2 separate regions of the Homo sapiens genome follow, and region 1 is linked to region 2. A link is a contact called in ENCODE Hi-C or POLR2A ChIA-PET data. All regions are on one chromosome and are shown on one strand. The core of a region is the stretch at or near the end of the contact, and the rest is flanking DNA. Distances in the headings are between cores, read along the strand shown. Region 1 has its middle 52 kb from the start of CD28. Region 2 has its middle 57 kb from the start of CD28.

Region 1 (4,988 bases), core at 12-2,511, 110 kb before region 2:
GAATGGATTCAAAAATACACATTCCTTCACAGTGCATGGTTTTAACATCATATCAAGGAAAGGGACACTGAAGAAGGTAATAAAGACTGTCTTGAATCACTGACATCACCCCTCCCCCATAGCCTGGCAGCAGCAGAGAGAAAATGTGTGTGCTTGGAGGAGAAAGAGTGCAGTGATTGCAGGACTTTACGTTGGAACTCAGTACTGTCCTGCCACAGCAGAAAGCAACACAGGGCAGAATTCAGCCAGAACCCACAGAGGGAGCATCTAGACCAACCCTAGCCAGAGGAGAATTGCCCATCCCAGTGGTCAGAACCTGAGTTCCAGCAAGCCCCACCACTTCAGGCTAAAGTACTCTGGGGTCCTAAATAAACTTGAAAGGTAGTCTAGGCCACAAGGACTGTAATTCCTAAGCAACTACTGATGCCATGTGGCTTGAAACCAGTGGACTTGGGGGGCATGCGACATAGTGAGACACCAGCCAGAGCAGCCAAGAGAGTGTTTGCATCACCCCTCCCCAGCCCAAGGCAGCACAGCTCGCAGCTCCAGGAGAGGCTCCTTCCTTCTGTTTGAGGAGAGGAGTGGGGAGCGTGAAGAGGACCTTTTCTTGCAACTTGGATACCAACTCACCCACAGTAGGTTAGGGCACCAGGCAGAGTCCTGAGGCCCCCATTCCAGGCACTAGCTCCTGAAAAACATTTCTAGACACATTTAGGTCCAGAAGGGAACCTGCTGCCTTGAAGGAAAGGACCCAGTCCTGGCAGGATTAATCACCTGCTGACTAAAGAGCCCTTTGGCCTTGAATAAATATCAGTGGTAGCCAGGCAGTACTTGCCACAGGCCTTGGGTGAGACTCAGAGCCATGCTGGCTTCTGCTGTGACTCAGTGCATTCCAAGCTGTGGTGGCCTCAGGGAGAGACTCCTTCTGCTCGAGGAAAGGAGAGGGAAAATTAAAGGGGACTTTGTTTTGCAGCTTGGGGACCAGCTCAGCTACAGTAGGGTAGAGCACTGAGCAGGCTCTTGGGGTCCCAGATTCCAGGCCTTGGTTCCTGGAAGGCATTTCTAGACCTGCCCCAGGCTAGAGGGGAGCCCACTGCCCTGAAAGGAGAGACCCAAGCATGGCAGCACTCACCACAAGCTGACTGAAAAGCCCTTGGGCTTTGTGTGAACTTCAGCCATAGCCTGACAGTATTTGTCATGGGCCTAGGGCAGTGGTGGACAGGGAGAGAAACTCCTTCTGCATAAGGAAAGGAAAAGGAAGAGTGGGAAAGACTTTATCTTGTGGCTTGGGTGTCAGCTCAGCTGCAGGAGGATAGAGCACCAAGTACATTCCTCAGGTTCCTGACTCCAGGCCCTGGCTGCCCGATGGCATTTCTGGACCTGCCCTGGGCCAGGGGAAGCTCACCTCCCTGAAGAAAAAGACACAAGCCTGGATGGATTCACCACCTGCTGACTGAAGAGCCCTTGGCCTTGAGTGAACATTTGCAGTAGCCAGGCAGTAGTCACTGCAGGCCTTGCGTAAGACTCAGTGTGCTGTGCTACACTTTGAGTCTGACTCAGTGTAGCCCAGTGCTGATGGCCACAACGGTGCTTGTGCCACCCCTCCCCCAATTCCAGGAAGCTCAGCATGGACAATGGGACTTCATTTGTTTAGGGGAAAGTAAGGGAAGAGAACAAGAATCTCTGCCTGGTAATCTAGGGATTCTCCTGGATCTTATCTAAGGCCACCAAGATGGTACCTGTATGAATCTGCAAGAGTCACGGCATTACTGGGCTTATGGTGCCTGCTAATGCAGGTATGGTTATAGTGATCAAAGATTTAAATCACAACACTCAATTTTCTTTGAATACTTGGAAAGCCTTCCCAAAAAGGACAGGTACAAACAAGCCCAGACTGTGAAAACTACAATAAATACCGAACTCCTCAATGCCCAAACAATGATAAATTTCCACAAGCATCAAGACCATCCAAGAAAACATGACCACTCCAAATCAACTAAATCAGGCACCAGTGGACCAATCCCGGAGTGACAGAAATATGTGACCTTTCAGATAGATAATTCAAAATATGTGTTTTGGGGAAGCTCAGTGAAATTCATGAAAACATAAAGAAGGAATTCAAAATCCTATCAGATAAATTTAACAAGGAGATTGAAATAATTTTTAAAAATCCAGGCCAGGCGTGGTGGCTCACGCCTGTAATCCCAGCACTTTGGGAGGTCAAGGCGGGTGGATCACGAGGTCAGGAGATCGAGACCATCCTGGCTAACATGGTGAAACCCCGTCTCTACTAAAAAATACAAAAAAATTAGCTGGGCGTGGTGGCAGGCACATGTAATCCCAGCTACTGAGGAGGCTGAGACAGGAGAATGGCATGAACCCGGGAGGCGAAGCTTGCAGTGAGCCGAGATTGCGCCACTGCACTCCAGCCTGGGGCCACAGAGCAAGACTCCGTCTCAAAAAAAAAAAAAAATCCAGTAGAAATTCTGGAGCTGAAAAATACAGTTGACATATTAAGGAATGCATCAGTCTTTCAACAGCAGAATTGATCAAGCAGAAGAAAGAATTCATGAGCTTGAAGATAGGCTACTTGAAAATACACAGTGAGAGGAGAAAACAGAATGAAGCACACCTACAAGATCTAGAAAACAGCTTTGGAAGGGCAAATCTAAGAGTTATTGGCCTTAAAGAAGAGATAGAGATAGAGATTGGAGTAGAAAATTTATTCAAAGGGATAAAAAAAAAAGAGAACTTTCCAAACCTAGAGAAATATATCAATATTCAAGTACAAGAGGATTATAGAACACCAAGCAGATTTAACCCAAATGAGACTATTTCAAGACATTTAATAATCAAACTCCCAAAGGTCAAGGATAAAGAAAGTATCCCAAAAGCAGCAAGAAATAAATTGCATATAATGGAGCTTCAATATGTCTGGCAGCAGACTCTTCAGTGTAAAACATACAGGCCAGGATAGAGTGGCATGACATATTTAAAATGCTGAAAGAAAAAAACTTTTATCCTAGAATAGTATATCTGGTGGAAATATCCTTCAAACATGGTGGAGAAATAAAGACTTTTCCAGACAAACAAAAGCTGAGGGACTTCATCAACATCAGAACTGTCCTATAAGAAATGCTAAAGGGAGTTTTTAATCTGAAAGAAAAGAACATTAATGTGCAATAAAAAATCATCTGAAGGTACAAAACTCACTGGTAATAGTAAGTACACAGAATATTACAACATTGTGGCCATGCACGGTGGCTCATGCCTGTAATCCTGGCACTTTGGGAGGCCAAGGTGGGCAGATCACAAGGTCAGGAGATCGAGACCATCCTGGCTAACACAGTGAAACCCTGTCTCTACTAAAAATACAAAAAACAAAAAAAATTAGCTGGGCGTGGTGGCTGTAGTCCTAGCTACTCGAGAGGCTGAGGCAGGAGAATGGCATGAACCCAGGAGGCAGAGCTTGCAGTGAGCCGAGATCAGCCACTGCACTCCAGCCTGGGCGACAGAGCAAGACTCTGTCTAAAAAAAAAGAAAAGAAAAGAAAAGGAAACACTTCAAATAAACAACCTAATAATACATGTTAAAGAACTAGAAAAGTAAGAGCACACCAAACCCAAAATTAGCTGAAAAAAAGAAATAATAAAGATCAGAGCAGACACAAATGTAATTAAAACAAAAATAAAATACAAAAGATAACTGAAATGAATAGTTGGTTTTTTGAAAAGATAAACAAAATTGACAAATCTTTAGTGATACTAAGAAGAAAAGAGAGAAGACCCAAATAAATATAATCAGAGATGAAAAAGGAGACATTACAACTGATACTGCAGAAATTCAAAGGATCATTAGAGACTACTATGAGCAACTATAGGCCAATAAATTGGGAAAACTAGAATAAATGAATAAATTCCTAGATACATACAACCTACCAAGATTGAACCATGAAGAAATCCGGAACCTGAATAGACCAATAAGAAGTAATGAGATTGAAGTCATAATAAAAAATCTCCCAGCAAAGAAAAGCCCAGGACCGAATGGCTTCATTGCTGAATTTTATCAAACATTTAAACAAGAACTAATACGAATCCTACTTAAACTATTCCAAAAAATAGAAGAAGAGGAAACACTTCCATACCCATTCTATGAGGCCAGTATTACCATGATACCAAAACCAGACAAAGATACATCAAGAAAAGAAAACTACAGGCCAATATCCCTGATAAACCTTAATGTAAAAATCCTCAACAAAATACTAGCAAACCAAATTCAACAACACATTAAAGAAATCATTCATCACGACCAAGTGTGATTTCTCCCAGGAATGCAAGGATGGTTCAGCATATGCAAATCAATCAATGTGATACATTGTATCAACAGAATGAAGAACAAAAACCAGATAATTTCACTTGATGCTGAAAAAAGCATTTGATAAAATTCAACATCCCTTTAAATAAAAAACTAAGGATAGTAGGAATGTATCTCAACACAATAAAAGCCATACATGGCATACAACTAGCATACTGAATGGGGAAAAACTGAAAGCTTTTCCTCTAAGACCTGGAACACGACAAGGATGCCCACTTTCACCACTGTTATTCAGCGCAATACTGGAACTTCTAGCTAGAGCAAACAGACAAAAAAAAAAGAAAGAAAGGGGATCCAAATTAAAGAGGGAAAAAGTCCAGTTATTCTTGTTTGCAGATGATATGATTTTATATTTAGAAAAACCTAAAGACTCTACCAAAAAAACTATTTGAATTAATAAACAAAATTCAGTAAAGTTGCAGGATACAAAATCAACATACAAAACTCAGCATTTCTATATACCAAGAGCAAGCAATCTGTAAAAGACATTTTTTAAAAATCCATTTATAATAGCTACAAATATTCATAAAATAAGATACCTAGGAATAAACTTAACTTACAGTGAAAAATCTCTACAATTAAAACTATAAAACATTGATGCAAGAAATTGAAGA
Region 2 (5,632 bases), core at 747-3,246:
AAGTTTTGGCTTCAGTAAATTTTATAAGATAAACAAAAGTGAGACCTTCCCATCTCTGTCAATCATATTCATTCAAAATAACAGCACTCTCCAGGACCGGGGGTTGTGGGGAGGGAAAATGCTGGGGAGAAGGTAATGTCATGAATTGTTCCCCTGCAGCTGGTATTTCTCAGTAACAACTGTACATACAAAACAAAAGATCTCTTCAGAAAGCCAGGGACAGACAGAGAGGCCAATAAGAAGAGATCATTATAATCATATTTTAGAGATCAAACAGCTTGAATTACATTTGCTTGAGCCCAGTTAGGTTTCCTGGTTGTTTCAAATAGAACATAGCAATTTAGTGTACCCTAACATAAGAATATAATATAATGGCAAACATACATAATATTATCTCCAGGCATCTACCATGTAGCAGGTTTGTTATCTTCTACTTCTCTTCCACAGTGCTGGGGATAAAAGATAAAAGATATTCTAACACAGGGAGGCAGTATAGCACAGTGGTTAAGAGCATAGGCTTGGCATCGCATCAGGATAGAGTCCCAGCTTTGCCTCTTACTACTATGTTACCTTGGGCAAGTTTCTTAACCTCCCCAAAGGCTCAATTTCCTCAACTGCTAAACAGAAGTTGGGATTTATCTACTTGGTGGTTATGGTAAGAATTGAGAGAGAGAACTCATGTAAAACATTGAGCACAGTACCTGGCCTGCAGAGAGGACTTAGTAAATGTTTGCATTTAGAGTCAATAAATGTCTGAATACACAAATACTTTGTTTTTCCCTAGACCTCTCATTTTCTATCCTCATTCTACCCCCAATCTAAGCAAAAAGGAGGGAAGTATTTGGAAGTCATTGCAGCATGTTCGTCATGTCATATTGCTAAAAAGGAATGAGATAACTAACTTGCTAGGCTTGGTTTTGCTGTTGGATCAAAGGCCTGCTACACAGCTGTGCTCCTGCAAAGGACTGTTCCCTTCTCTCCTTCTAGCGTGTCCCCTTTACAGCTGCAGGACTCCAGTACACAGCAGCCACCATGACTGTTCATGGGGAGATGAGTATCACGTGTAAGCAATCAGTTGGCTCCCATCCAGGAAGTAAGGCTTACAAAACATTTATCCAGACACTAGTCTTCTGGGACAAAAGTCCACAGTGCTATCCACAGGCAGGTATTGGGAGTCGGACCAGGAGGCTTCCGGGAAAACAGTCTTGTCCTTTTTTATTAAATAGACAAAAATATGAAATGTGCCTAGCTTTAGAGCTTGGCCAGTTCTCTAAGATGTTTCCTTAACTGTCTATAACTTCTTCAAAACAACATTAAGAATGACCACACACTGGGGCTGGGCGCGGTGGCTCACGCCTGTAATCCCAGCACTTTGGGAGGCCGAGGCAGGCAGATCATGAGGTTAGGAGATGGAGACCATCCTGGCCAACATGGTGAAACTCCGTCTCTACTAAAAATACAAAAATTAGCTGGGTTTGGTGGCACACACCTGTAATCCCAACTACTCGGGAGGCTGAGGCAGGAGAATAGCTTGAAGCCAGGAGGCAGAGATTGCAGTGAGCCAAGATCGTGCCACTGCACTCCAGCCTGGCAACAGAGCGAGACTTGGTCTCAAAAAAAAAAAAAAAAAGGAATGACCACACACCACATAACCAGACCAAAAAAAAAAAAAAAAAGAGGAACTCTATTTCAGTCCACATGAACGATGAAATCAAGGAGGAATTTTACAATTACAGGTTTCCTTTGACAAAGGGGTTTTACGACTGCTTTGGCCTCAGAAGTGGGTGGTGCTTTCATTTGCAATGCCTTAAAAACTAAATGTTCACACCAGGGATAAGAAATCTGGTCACATGGAAAATCCAACTGCTGCTTCTAATGAGATGCTGTTAAAACCACATTTTAAAAATGCTTCCTAAAAGCATACAGAATGCATAAACATGAAGGTATTTGCCTGTGTCCAAAATTACAGAAGGGCTAAACAACACTGAGTTTCACTGGCCCAAAGCCAAGTGAAGCACTTCACCCTGACAGAAATTATAGTGCCGTCATTGTGTTGCAATAACCCTCTATAAAATGGAGCATTGTGTTTCTGCTGAGTCTTGAACAGAAAATGAATCAGGATCTGGCATCCTTAGAGGAATGGGGAGAAGTGTATTTTTGCTTACAGAGAAGAGGATATTCACTAAGTTCCACGAAGTAAATGTTTTGCTCATCTTTTTAAAAATTCTGCCTTTCAAAAGGAGCTATCTTTGACCCACATTTGAAAATGCTTATTATGTTCAGAAGATGTTGCCATCTTTTGCTCTATAAACTTTTAAAAAAGCACTTGCTGTTTGGTTTTGGAGTTGTGCTTTTTGTTGTTGTTGTTGTTGTTTTTGAAATGGAGTCTCACTCTGTCACCCAGGCTGGAGGGCAATGGCAAAATTTCAGCTCACTGCAACCTCTGCCTCCCAGGTTCAAGCAGTTCTCCTGCCTCAGCCTCCTGAGTAGCTGGCACTGTAGGCACACGCCACCACACCCAGCTAATTTTTTTGTATTTTTGGCAAAGATGAGGTTTCTCCATATTGCCCAGGCTGGTCTGGAATTCCTGAGCTCAAGCAATTCTCCCACCTCAGTGTCTCAAAGTGTTGGGATTACAGGCGTGAGCCACTGCACCTGGCCGTTCCCACGTTTTTAAGACTCAACTGTTACATGGAAAATAAGCTCAGGTACATATGCTCAAGTGCAGAAAGGTAAGCCTGGTAAAAACTAATAATAACCCTAGTGCAAAAAGACTCAAGTAGGCTGTCATTATGAAAAGTTGGTTGCTAGTTAGAAAAGAACAAAGGTCACTGTAGTTCAACTTTTACATTTTTATTTTTGTTTTTTTATTCCCTGGAATTGTATAATGTGGTGCTTTAGGCTAGATAGGGCCTACAGTTATTTTTTTTTTACCCTAATAAAACACTCTTATGGTTACTACTACCTAGCCCAATCCTACTCTTCCCCTATTTCAATACTCCAAGCATTTGTTTTGAAAACGTCATAAAAATCTAATTTTTATCAACTGACATATGTTCCAAATTGATTTTACTGAGAGCCTAAGCCCCTAATCTCTATTAACTTTTAGGTTCTTTTTGCCTTCAACCCAGAAGTTGTTGTGTCCACTAGAATGGAAGGCAAGAAATAGCCAATGACATATATACATGCATACATATATATATATATATATATTAGGATATCTGTACCTTTGAGGAAACAGCAATCGTTATAGCTATCCTTCATCAAGTATTATAGTAGGCACCTTGCTAAAGGCTTTAAAATGTGATCTCCTTTAATCCATACAACACTTTTTGAAGTAGAATCTATTATCTTCATTTTACAGAAGAGAAAACTAGGACTTAAGCAACTTGCCCAGGTTCATAGATCTAACAAATCAGAGAGCCAAGAGTGAAATCAGGCCAAATTAACATCCATTACACAATGCTGTCTCCCAAGCTCCAAGTCTGTTTACCCTGGGCAAATATTACACTTATATTTCAAAAGCAAAGGGAAGAGAGGGAAGTGGATGCTTCTAAATGCAGGAGAAGCAAATGGAAAATTTTGTGGCTATTTATTCATCCACAAAGTTTATTAAGGGACAAACACACTGTATGAGATCGTTGCAGGATTGCAGCGCAGTTCCTGTCTTCAGAGAGCTAACATTAACTGGAAAGACACCTAAGAATATAAGTCAAAATTTTAAAAGTGCTCCAATAGAGGTATACCCAAAGTATTGTGTGTAGGGGCATAAAGAAAAAAGAGATTTTTTCTGACTACTTGACAAACAGTTGGATAGACTCGTTTTGCCTTCTGATCATTACTACCACATTCATTTAACCTACTCATTAAGAACATTTGACACCTGTTTGCCAAAATTAATGCATAGTAATTCTGAATATTTGAAGACTTTCAAGTCAGTGAACTGAAAAATCTCCTTCTATACTCTCAGATATTATTAGTAGCAATGAAAGCTGGTAAAATATATATATTACATATATACATGTATATAAATATTTATATATAAAATAAGGTTTTAGAAAGCAAGCCAGTTTTGGAAAAGCAAATCAGTAACATGAATCAGACTCCTAGGAATTTATCTACTTTACTGATAAGCTCTTGGGGTAAAGTGTTAACTCAGCCCTTGCTTATTTAATAATAAACTGGAAATAACCTAATGTCCATCAGTTGGGGATTAATTAAATTCTGGCACATCCATACAATGGGTTGCTCTGCAGTTGCCAAAAAGAATTTAACACTCATTAAAGGAAAGAAAATCTCCATGGCAGATTGTTGAATAAAAGCAAACTACAAAAGAATATGATATCATTTACATTAAAAATATATATGTATACATATATACACACATACACACACATGCACATATATCGTGGATAAAATAAATGCATAGAAAGATATCAAAAAGGATGTTTTTGAACATGTCAACATTGGGAATTAGGATAACTTTATTTCTTAATACTTTTCTGTTTCTTGAATTTTATGCATCAATTTATTATTTTGGTAATCAGAAAAGAAAAACAAGAAAACCATTATTTTGGGAAGAGAAGGAAATGTAGCTCCTTTTAGAGTTAAATATTATAAAATTATATGTTCCAGAAATAATATTTCAAAATATATTTCTATTGAAGTAGTAGTAACTCACTTTGAACAAAACCTTTTATTCATCAGATAATAGATTTGAATTTACTTTGTGGATCTGTCATAATCAGAAAATCATAACCATGTTGATAGAGGCAGGAGGCAGAAAAATACCTAGGCAGATGGGGCGGGCCCCCGGTGAAACCGCACCTTCAAGCCAAAAACAGCCTGAAGCCTGAAAGACCAGGCTGCTGGTTCCAGATGAAACTGATGACCCAGAGTGAGAATTTCCATTCCTGTTTGCCCACACTTTTCCAATTCGTTCTTTCCAAATAATGCCTTTTAATCAATTGAATGTTACCTTTTCCAATACTACCTATGGCCCGCCCCTCCCCCATCCTGTGCCAATAAAAACACCAGACTGAGCCACACTAAGAGAGACCACCGACTTTGGGTGGCGGAACCACCCTTGCAGCTCCCCTCCCTGAGAGCGATTTCGTCACTTAATAAAACTCTTCTCCACCCTTCTTACCAGTTGATTGTCAGTCTGATCTCATTCTTCTTGGACACAGGACAAGAACTTGGGACCCCAGTGAACACCAGCACGAAGAAGGCAGTAACAGTGTAGCCCACCAGCACCCTGTGGCCGCCCCCACATGACAGGAAGCAGTGGTGGAGCAGGCCAGGCCCAGAACCTTGGACCCGGTTCATCTGGCTGCAGACTGCAGGACTACAAGAGGTGTTAGCATGCCATAACACCCTCTCTGGGGCTTTGGGATTGCGGCCTTCCTTGTTTGGGCACCACCATGTTCCCCTCATCAGGACACTGGACTCCACCACAGGAGTTTGCTTGCAAAACACCTGGTCCAGCCACAAGCCCTGCACAGAGCCCACTCTTGTGTCGGCACTTGGAGCAGCTGGCCAGGCCTGCACTCGCTTGCTCACACACCCTCCTCCCACCAGGGGCTGAGTGCACAGTTGCAGTGACCACGGGATCCATGCTGGAGTACAAGCC

What was found. Hi-C counts contacts between places; a loop is a spot of excess contacts on that map. ChIA-PET counts read pairs that join two places held with the same protein, here RNA polymerase II (POLR2A). Pooled maps may share reads with other maps.
Region 1: a pooled map shows a loop between it and region 2 (4-fold over the local background). The contact joins two enhancer-like sites. A Hi-C loop is called at or near these places in 1 of 168 maps with a recorded cell type or tissue (naive thymus-derived CD4-positive, alpha-beta T cell) and 2 of 50 pooled maps. POLR2A ChIA-PET finds 5 or more read pairs at or near these places in 5 of 52 experiments (CD4-positive, alpha-beta T cell, OCI-LY7, activated CD4-positive, alpha-beta T cell and 2 more).

Annotation. Positions count from the first base shown.
Region 1 is chr2:203,755,709-203,760,696 of GRCh38, reverse strand. No RefSeq gene overlaps it. Among named protein-coding and RNA genes, the nearest start is that of CD28, 52 kb to the right of the region's middle. Within about 2 kb of position 1,261, at least 3 of the 41 ENCODE cell types and tissues checked have a DNase peak (open chromatin) inside an H3K27ac peak, as active enhancers do.
Region 2 is chr2:203,646,380-203,652,011 of GRCh38, reverse strand. No RefSeq gene overlaps it. Among named protein-coding and RNA genes, the nearest start is that of CD28, 57 kb to the left of the region's middle. Within about 2 kb of position 1,996, at least 21 of the 41 ENCODE cell types and tissues checked have a DNase peak (open chromatin) inside an H3K27ac peak, as active enhancers do.